2 separate regions of the Homo sapiens genome follow, and region 2 is linked to region 1. Evidence: read pairs that join two places in POLR2A ChIA-PET (ENCODE). Cell type or tissue: A673. All regions are shown on one strand. Each heading gives the region's core, and the rest is flanking DNA. Links, peaks and the distances in the headings are about the cores only.

The links. Peaks named below come from ENCODE experiments on the same cell type or tissue, not always from the same donor. Only the 100,000 strongest peaks of a DNase experiment are listed, where the experiment ranks them.
Region 2: POLR2A ChIA-PET joins it to region 1 with 6 read pairs; 2 of 35 experiments call an interaction of 5 or more read pairs at or near these places.

What each region holds. Positions count from the first base shown.
Region 1 is chr16:53,090,153-53,094,545 of GRCh38, forward strand. The region is part of intron 1 of CHD9 (chromodomain helicase DNA binding protein 9); the gene reads left to right. Among named protein-coding and RNA genes, the nearest start is that of CHD9, 37 kb to the left of the region's middle. RefSeq lists an enhancer at 1,187-1,872. In A673, for the core only: no CTCF peak of the experiment used is centred there; DNase peaks (open chromatin) are centred at 939, 1,929 and 4,029; H3K4me3 peaks cover 1,243 bases; H3K27ac peaks cover 3,908 bases.
Region 2 is chr16:51,833,025-51,837,417 of GRCh38, forward strand. No RefSeq gene overlaps it. Among named protein-coding and RNA genes, the nearest start is that of LINC01571, 73 kb to the left of the region's middle. In A673, for the core only: no CTCF peak of the experiment used is centred there; no DNase peak of the experiment used is centred there.

The DNA of each region.
Region 1 (4,393 bases), core at 93-4,092:
CCTCCTCTGCCTCCAGGTTCTGAACACATTGAGAAAGAAGACAAAGGAATGGCAGGGAGCCAACATACCACCTTAATTACCACTAAAGCTAGCATGGAGGTTGCAGCTGAGTGTGAGAACAAAATGAGCTTCCTGACCGAGCCTGGGAGAAGGATGGGGCTGAGCTGATCATTCCAGAGAGTCTTCCCAAGTCACCCATTCAGATCAGTCATTCCATTATTGTGGACAGTGAGAGTGAAGATAAAGAGGGGTGTTTAGGAAAAATCTCTCCTTGTGAAAACCAAAAGCAGGAAAACATGTGAGTGTGGCAAGGTATTAATCTCTCTGCACATCAGTCGAGATCTCTTCTTCAGTATAATGGGGATAGTGACAGTGAGGGTTCTGTGGGATCACGTGTATGACGGTCCTGGCATACAGTAATCGCTCAGTAAAGGCTGTTTTTGTGTGCAGTCCAGGTTCATGGCAGGTGGCCTTTCTTTCCTCCCCGGCATGAAGCCCAGGGCCCCAGAGTCCTGCCGGGCTTGTGTATCGCTCTTTCTCTCCAGCTGTAAAAATTCATGAGAATGTGGGTGTGCGGTGGCTTTCCAGTTTCTTGGCTTCTCCCCAGGCTATGTTCTCCCACTTGGGGGCAGGGGGGTGGCAGACATCCTTTTCACAGTGGTGAGTGCCACCCCACCCCAACCCCCATGCCCTGTCCCAGCAGAGTCTGGCTCAAAGTTCAAAGCCAGGGTGGCTTTGTTGAGTAATTTGGTGACATTGCCTGCCTGCCTGCCCACCATGCTCTCACACGCCCATTTGCTAGGCATCTGCTGCCCTGTGTTTTGTGGTGTGGAGGATGGGAACAGCTCACCCCCCCCCGACTGACCGCGGTGAGGCTCAGCTTCCTTCCTCTCCCCCGCCCTTGGGCTCTCAGTCCCACACACAGCCCCACTCAGTGAGGTTTCGGATCTGCTCCCAGGCTGGTTGGCGCTGACTCCATCTGGATCCACACCAACCCCTTCCTCCTGGGGGTTCAGAGTGTTCTTGGAAGGAAGCCTGGGAAGGGAAAGGCCTTCTCCAGCATTCCCCATCCAGTGGTTGGCTGACAGCATAGAACTGAGCTGCCAAGAACGCTGGAGTCAGACAGAACTGAGTTCAAATCCCCGGGTGACCTTGGGCAAGCTGCTCTCTCTGCTTCAGTTTCCTCATCTGTAAAAAATGTGACAGTAACAGGATCTGCCTCCTGGGATGATTGTGAGGATTCAGGGAGATACTAACTGTGATGTCCTCACCCCTACATCTGGCAGGTGGGAAGTGCTTAAGAAATGGTGGCCCTGGAGCCAGGGATCCCCTGCCTTCCCATGGGTGTACTCACAGGGAGGAGGCGAACGCCGTCTCCTTTTGCTCATCCCACCTCCCAAATTAGACCCCTGCCGTAGTTACTCTGACATGACCAAACTGGTTTGGTTTCCTGCAAACTCCTTTTGGACAAGGACTCTGTCTCATTTGTCTTATAACTCCCATGCCTAGTGTGGTCCTGGCACTTACACAGCACTAAATGTTTGGAATAAATAAGTGGAGGATAAAGGAGCAAACGAGTGCCTGGTGGGCAGCATCTGTTCAAGGACTGTTTTCTGAACTCCAGGCAGTTATTTCTGTCCCTTCCATTTTCCCTCTCTCCTTCCTCCCTCCCTCCCTTCCTTCTCTCCTTCCTTCCTTTTGACCTTCCTCTTCAGACCTCCTTTCCTTCTTGCTAAATGGAAAGAGCTTCCTCCTTTCCTTTTCTTGTAATATCCAAGCTGCAAGAGCATCCCTTGAGAGCCCTTCACCCAGCCGAGAGCAGCGATTCCTCTTTCAAATTGAGTCTGTCCCCTGACTCATTCATTAAAATGCATAGGGCATGTGACCAAACTGCATAATGAGTCTCTCATGAGGAAGGCTTGGAGGCAGGGAGATGCTGCCAACTGCAAAGGCAAATACTTCCCCCCCAGCTGTGGATCAGGCTCATTGGCTGTCATACCCTGGGAAGGCTGGGGGCTGCAGTTCATCTCCAGTAAATCAGCCAAGCCCTGGAGAGCTGCAGCCTGGCGCAGGCTGTACGGTCTTGGAAGCTGTGTTGCTTTGGAGAATCCAACCCATGACTTTTCTCAACCTTCTTCCACCCATTTCTAGTTTTTCATTTATTTAAATATACTTTTAACTCCATAGGTGATATGCAAATACATGCTTATCATAAAATATGCAAACATAAAAGAAAACCCCCTTTGATAATGTCTCTGTACTGCTACCTCTCTCGGAGACAAACAACTGTTGTCACTCAGCTCTTTACCTTCCAGGGCCCTTGGGCTGCTGGGTGACAGATGTCCCATGAAGGTGATTTGGGAGCCCAAACACCCTTTTGCCCTCCTGAAGTCCTAGGCCAGTTCTCAGTAAAAACAGTCAACATTCATCTTAAGTGCCTTCTCAGCTCCCTCCCTAGCAAACTCTGTGTCTGTTACGTGTAACCCCTACCCACCCTAAATCCCATCCCTGCAAAAGAACCCCACTCTCCACACTTAGGAAGCAAACAGATAAACTAGATTATTTCCTCATTGGAAATTTAGATTTGACTTTTCCAGAGGCACCTGCACCTTTATTATTATTTATTTATTTATTTATTTATTTAGAGAAAGGATCTCACTTTGTCATCCAGGCTGGAGTGCAGTGGTGTGACCAAGGCTCCCTGCAGCCTCAATCTCTCAACCTTAAGTGATCCTCCCATTTCAGCCTCTCGAATAGCTGGGACTACAGGCGTGCACCACCACACCCAGCTAATTTTTGCATTCTTTGTAAAAATGGGGTCTCACTATGTCGCCAGGGCTGGTCTCAAACTCCTGAGCGCAAGCCATCCTCCTGCCTTTGCCTCCCAAAGTGTTGGGATTACAGGCATGAGCCATTATGCCCTGCTGCATCTGCACTTTAATATTGGATTCTTGAAGAGTGAGAAAGATATCAAAATTCAGTGACTCTCATCATTGCCTCTCAGGCACTAGGGCCACCCCTATGTTCCATTTTTAGGTGGTGAGCCTCTCTGAATCTGCAAATTCATATCACTTTGGTCACAACCTATTCAGCTAGCTATGTGGCCTTAGGAAAATCACTGACTTCTCTGAATCGCATTAACTCATCTGCAGAATGTGAATAACAATAGTACCCCCATTTATTGGGTTGTTGTAAAGCTTAGATGGGATTATCTATTACAGCCCTAAGCACTATGCGTGGCACATAGCCAAGATGCAATTAATGTTAGGGATTATCATCATCATCATTATTTTTACTCTAATCTGTCATAACCCAATTCGCTCATTCAAGAACTATTTATTGAGCACCTGCTATGTGCCAGGCATTGTCCTTGACCCTGAGAGTAGGGCAGTGAAGGAGTCATACAAGGTTCCTGCCTTCTAGGGGCTTACATTCTAGTACAAATGTACCACACCTTTCTGTTTGATAAGCACTTTCTTCCCCATTGTGTCATGTTGTTCTCACTAATGCCTTTCAATCAGGCAAAGGCGGTATGATTGTCCGCATTGTACAGATAGAAAGCTGAGGCTTAGAGAATTAAGCTAACAGAGATAGCTAGAAAGTGGCCAGGTACAACTTGATCTAGGGTCCTCCTGGCTCGTTTCTGTGCTCTCTCATGATGGACACTGATGATTGTTTTGGGGTGAGGGGCATGGAAGCAGCTCTCAGAGCCTTGAGAGCTCTGACCCACCAGCAGAAGCACAAAAGAGAACCAGGGACTGGCTTTGGTTCGATTGCGAGTGTCCCAGTTAGTTCTGTCCATGAAGTCTGTCAATGACTGGGCCTAACAATGTGTGCCTCTGCCCGGTGTCAGCCTTGGGGGCCTGGAGGAGACTTTATCTTAAGGAAAAAGTGCTTGCTTCAGCACATGGCCAGTGGGGCCTGGCTGTGACAGCAGGCAGCTCTGCTGTGGCAGCTCAGCTGTCTGAGAGCACTTCCCCTTGGGTTCCCCGCAGAGCAGGAGAGAAGGTGTCTAGGCCTATGGGCTTGGTGACCAAACTGCATGGTTTCTGGTAGTGTGCCTGGAACTCCTGCTGTGCAAGATTTCCTATATACACCCAGCATCCGCCTAGTCTGGGCTGGGCGGGGCAGGGCTGATCCTGTCTGAGAACACAGGAACTGGAAGTCTGTACCGGGGCAGGTGGCAGGGGCAGGCCTGGCAAAGACCCAGGGAGAGGACACCAAGGGCCAGCCACCGCACAGAGAGACCAGTGACTGAACATGGCTGGGCCGGGGTGTTTCCCAGCCCCGTCACAGTGAAAACTCACCCGTACCCGGTGACCCCAGGTGACAATTCTGAACCTGCAACAGCAGTGCATAACTGATAGTGTCACCTCTGCCTAATCCTCCTGGA
Region 2 (4,393 bases), core at 244-4,243, 1.3 Mb before region 1:
TCCATATGTACCATACTGGTACATATTGGAACCATATTCCAATAACAGCCTTATACCTACTTTAATGTAAATGTCAATCACTTAAAATATAATTTTGTTCAGATACCTGCTCCTGAGCTCTGATTTGAAGTCCAATAGGAGGGGAAGTGCTGATCTTAATGGTTTGATGTTTTTTTGGCTTCGCTATATGCAGACCGAGTCTCTCTTCACAGCTTCCTATCACTTTGCATAACATCCTCAAGCCAGTCAGGAAGGGAGGTAAGACTTCATGCTCTAAGGGTTGGAGCAGAGGTGGCAGGCAGGCACTCTAAGGTTACTTCTTTGCCATTTCCAGGACAAAGCACTTTTGAGAGACACTGTTTAGAGCTCCCACTTCTTCAGAGCCATAGTTACTTCCTTGATACTTCATTTGTTTTAAGGAGGCACAACGATGTCTTTCATCAGGGATTAAAAAAAAAAAGCCCCGGGGTATTAAAGGCATAAATTTACCCCAAGCTCATATTTGCATCTACAAATTGGATACAATGTATAGATTTCAGTGGGTAAGTACCCAGTGTCATACATTTCCCTCCCTGGAAGGAGGTAAAGGCTTACTAATGTGAACCTTTGGTATCTACAGCAAATAGCAGCATGTTCATAGGTGAGGGCCTATTTGCAGACACCAGACACAATGTCCTCCAGCTCTCTCAGGCAGGCAAGTGGCAAGGAGCCTATTGGAGGGCCTCCATGGGAAAAGACCCCTCTCTATATTATAATTCTCCCATGCATTATAAAGAACAAATGAGAGCTGACATTTGTATGGTACATATCTCTTTAAAAGGTAATGTACATTCATTTCATTTTATTCTCTTCTGATAATCCCCAAAGACAGATATTAGGATCCACATGAGAAAATAGAGGTTAGAGAGGTCAAGTGGCTGGCTTAAGTTCACATAGCCAGGTAGAGTAGAACCAGGGCATGATGAGGTTATTAAGCCATCTTTCTTTCCACTCTACCATTACACACTTCTTAATTATGCCAATTGCCTGTCCTGTTAATTTCAGTTTAGTATCACAGCCCTCCCAGGTTGAAGCTTCCCCATAACCATGTCCTCAGTGTTCTTATCGATACGAAGCTCTACGTAACAAGCATTTTAGATACTTTTTTCCTTTTCCAAATCTAACTGAAAATATCTTGCTAAACCCTGGCTGCTGCTTAATTTGTGATGAACCCCAGCCGTTCTTCTTCTGCCTCCTTTCTTAGACGACAAAGAAGCTTCACAAAATAAGGCATATTTTCCAAATGAAGTAATTCCACTACTGTGATGACGCCTCCCCTAAGCAACTCCACTGCAGAGTTAAATCCTATCGGCATTTCACGTTCCCTTGCTATTTTAGAAGTTTATATAATGCCAGAGTAAACCGTAATCTCTGGGAAAACTTAGCAGAGAGAATGGGGTTTTAGGTTAGACGAGAAAAGCAGAGACAGATTCTTTGAGAAGCATATCAGTTCTAATAGGAACGACATCGTTTGTCCCACATGAAGTCAGAGCGGTCTGACTTAGCTACTTTCAAATCTTAAAAACTGATTTTAAAAATTACTGGATGAACATCATGTAGAAAGAATGCTTTTTAACAGAGCTTTTATGTCAGTGCATCTCATTTACTTCCTGAATTTGCAGCTCAGCTTCTACGCATTATTAATACCATTAGAAGAATGTCGCATATTAGGAGCATGAAAGGCAAAGGGAAGAGAATGAGGCGCCCTGGTTCATCTTGGCATTTTGTGAAGAATAAATGCCACTTCTGAGCAATGCCCAGCCTCCCCCAGAGAAGAATTTAGACCCTGATTCTTTATTTAAACAGGTTCCTGGGGGATGGAAAAGAAGTGAGATACCCAGAAAAAGCCCTCTGAAATGCAGAGCCCCAGGTAAACCCAAGTGAGGGTTTCTAGTACAATGACATCACCCAGCTCTCAAGGGCCACTCCAGGCCCAGGAGTGTTCATGCCCCTCAGGCAGCCTCAGTGACAGATAAGCTAAATAGTAGGTAACACATGCAAGAGTTTCTACAACTTACGGAACGTTTTATATTGCCGTTACAAGGCAGGGCCTGTCCAACAGAAAGGAGGGCCAAGTTTCCTTTCTGATTTTTGAGGCTCTAATTGTATGGAAAAATGTATAAATTCTAAAACAGATTTTATAATTACAATATATTTTTACTGTTTATATTTAACAAATGAGAGCTTTTAACAGGCCTATATGCACACACACCACAAATGTAATCATTTTTTATTATGTATTAAGAAAATAATGACAGATTATCAAAAATAACCATTTATAAGCCTTTACAGATAGTATGGCACAGTCATGAGGCACAAGTGTACTGTCATAAGATGACTGGCTTTTTCCTTCCAGTGTGTTAGCATTTGATATCTCTGTGCCTGTGGGTGTACATTTGAGGATCTTCTTGAATGTGAACCATGGGTGGAGCAAGCGGTGCTCTCGTCCCTACTGTGATAAGCCAGTTCCCAGAAGGCCTCCCTTCCATGGCACCGGGAGAGACTTCTTGCTCTGCTAAACTTCACAGATACTGTTTCAGGAAAATTCTTGTGGTTTAATAGTTCTAACATGCAGCTTCATGGTTAGGTAGAGAGAAATATATTTTCTCAAGCAGCAGTCTGATAGGAATGCCTTAAACACTCCTTGATGGAGTGATAGCCATGACGCAGCAGAAGACCCAATGTCTAATGTTGTGTTGTTTTCAGAAAGATTCCAATATTTAAAGCCTTCATACAGCATTTTATGTGATTTGGTTGTACAGTTGTAAATTGGTAAATCACAGTGATGCCCCCACCCTTCACCTTCTGAGAAAATCACCCTTTGGATTTCAATTTCCTATTGCTGATTGAGGTATCAAATTATCCAGGTAGAGACCAGAGATAATTTTCCCTCTCAAAGATAAACACAACTTGGTGAAATGGCCTACTTAGTGGCTGAGATCAGTTCTCTTTAAAAAGCTAAGAATCTTGAAGTTCCCTATAGAATTCAGACCATTGGTTGTTTTATTGGTTATGATAGTTTGGCTGTGAGTCAAAAAAAGATCTTTTCTCGAACCACCTTAAACAAAAAGAATATTTCTTATCTTGTGTAACAGAAAGTCAAGAGGCAAGTGAGCTACAGTCATAACACTGACTGTCTTTGTTCCGGACTATGTTTTTAAGAACATCTGTCTCCCTCTGGACTGTAGGGCAGGCATGCTAACTGCCCAGTATTAAAAGATGTAGGTTCCCTAGATATAAGTTCAGAATTCTTGGTATATACGCAGGTATCACCTGTTCTGCTTCACATCACCCTGTGGGAATTGGGCTCAGGGACCAGAGGCAAATATGCTAATGCTCATGTTCTTTGCAGTGGCATGAGTAACAAATTCCATTGTCTCTGACCCAGGAGTCTTGTGTCTTCTGGCAGCATCCATAAATTGTGGCAGACTAAGTATTTAGCTTGCAGATGGGATAAAAAATCTCCGACCTTCCTGGAACATGTGTAACCACTTTTCTTTCAGGTGGATTTTGGCATGGACATACTATGGCTTCCATTAGCACAGGGAAACAGGCTTTCTTGTTTAAGGTCTGCAGAAGAGAAAAAAAAATCTCTCCTTAGTTATAGAATATTAGCTCTAGCTTTTGTTTTGATTGAGTCAATATAGGACATGAGCTTATTCCTAGAACAAAATAGTTGCTGGGAAAAATACAAGTGCTCATTGTTTAAACCTGGGTTCCTAAACCAATCACTGACAAAGGAGGTGAATCCAGCTTCTCCTGAATCAGATAGAGTGTGCAGAGATTGGGGGTGGGTATTTTAATAAAATCTGGAGCCTGGTAGAAAGGAGCAGGGGTAACAGATATTGGACAGGTAACCAAGAGTCTCTTACAGAACTGTCAGGACTGAGCTTCCCATTTCCTGCATACCTTTACATCCAAATTGATCTTTCCTTAGGAAATTTGTTAGCATGAGCTCTCTCCTACAACATTGCATGGGGCTCTGCCAGTTGTGCTTTCCAGATGCTCATATTTCAAGCCAATAGTTATGAGTTTAGGCATTAAGGGATCTGGTTCAGATCATAAATGTTATAAAAATCTACCCATATGGATTAAGTGCTGCCACAGTCTATAACTGCTAAACGAGGGTCATGATTTCAGTCTGGTTAATAGACTCTAATACACTAAATGGTTTTATGAAACCCTAGTCCTGGGCATTTATCATAAGTGTGAAATTTTATATGCTTCTATAGAAAACCAGGTAGTTACATGCAATTCTGCTTTCTGCTCATAGAGGAAAGGTAGCATGTAAACTGAATGCTGACTTGGGTGGTCATGCTTCTGGGGGACAGGGCTATACCCCAGAGCCAGCCCT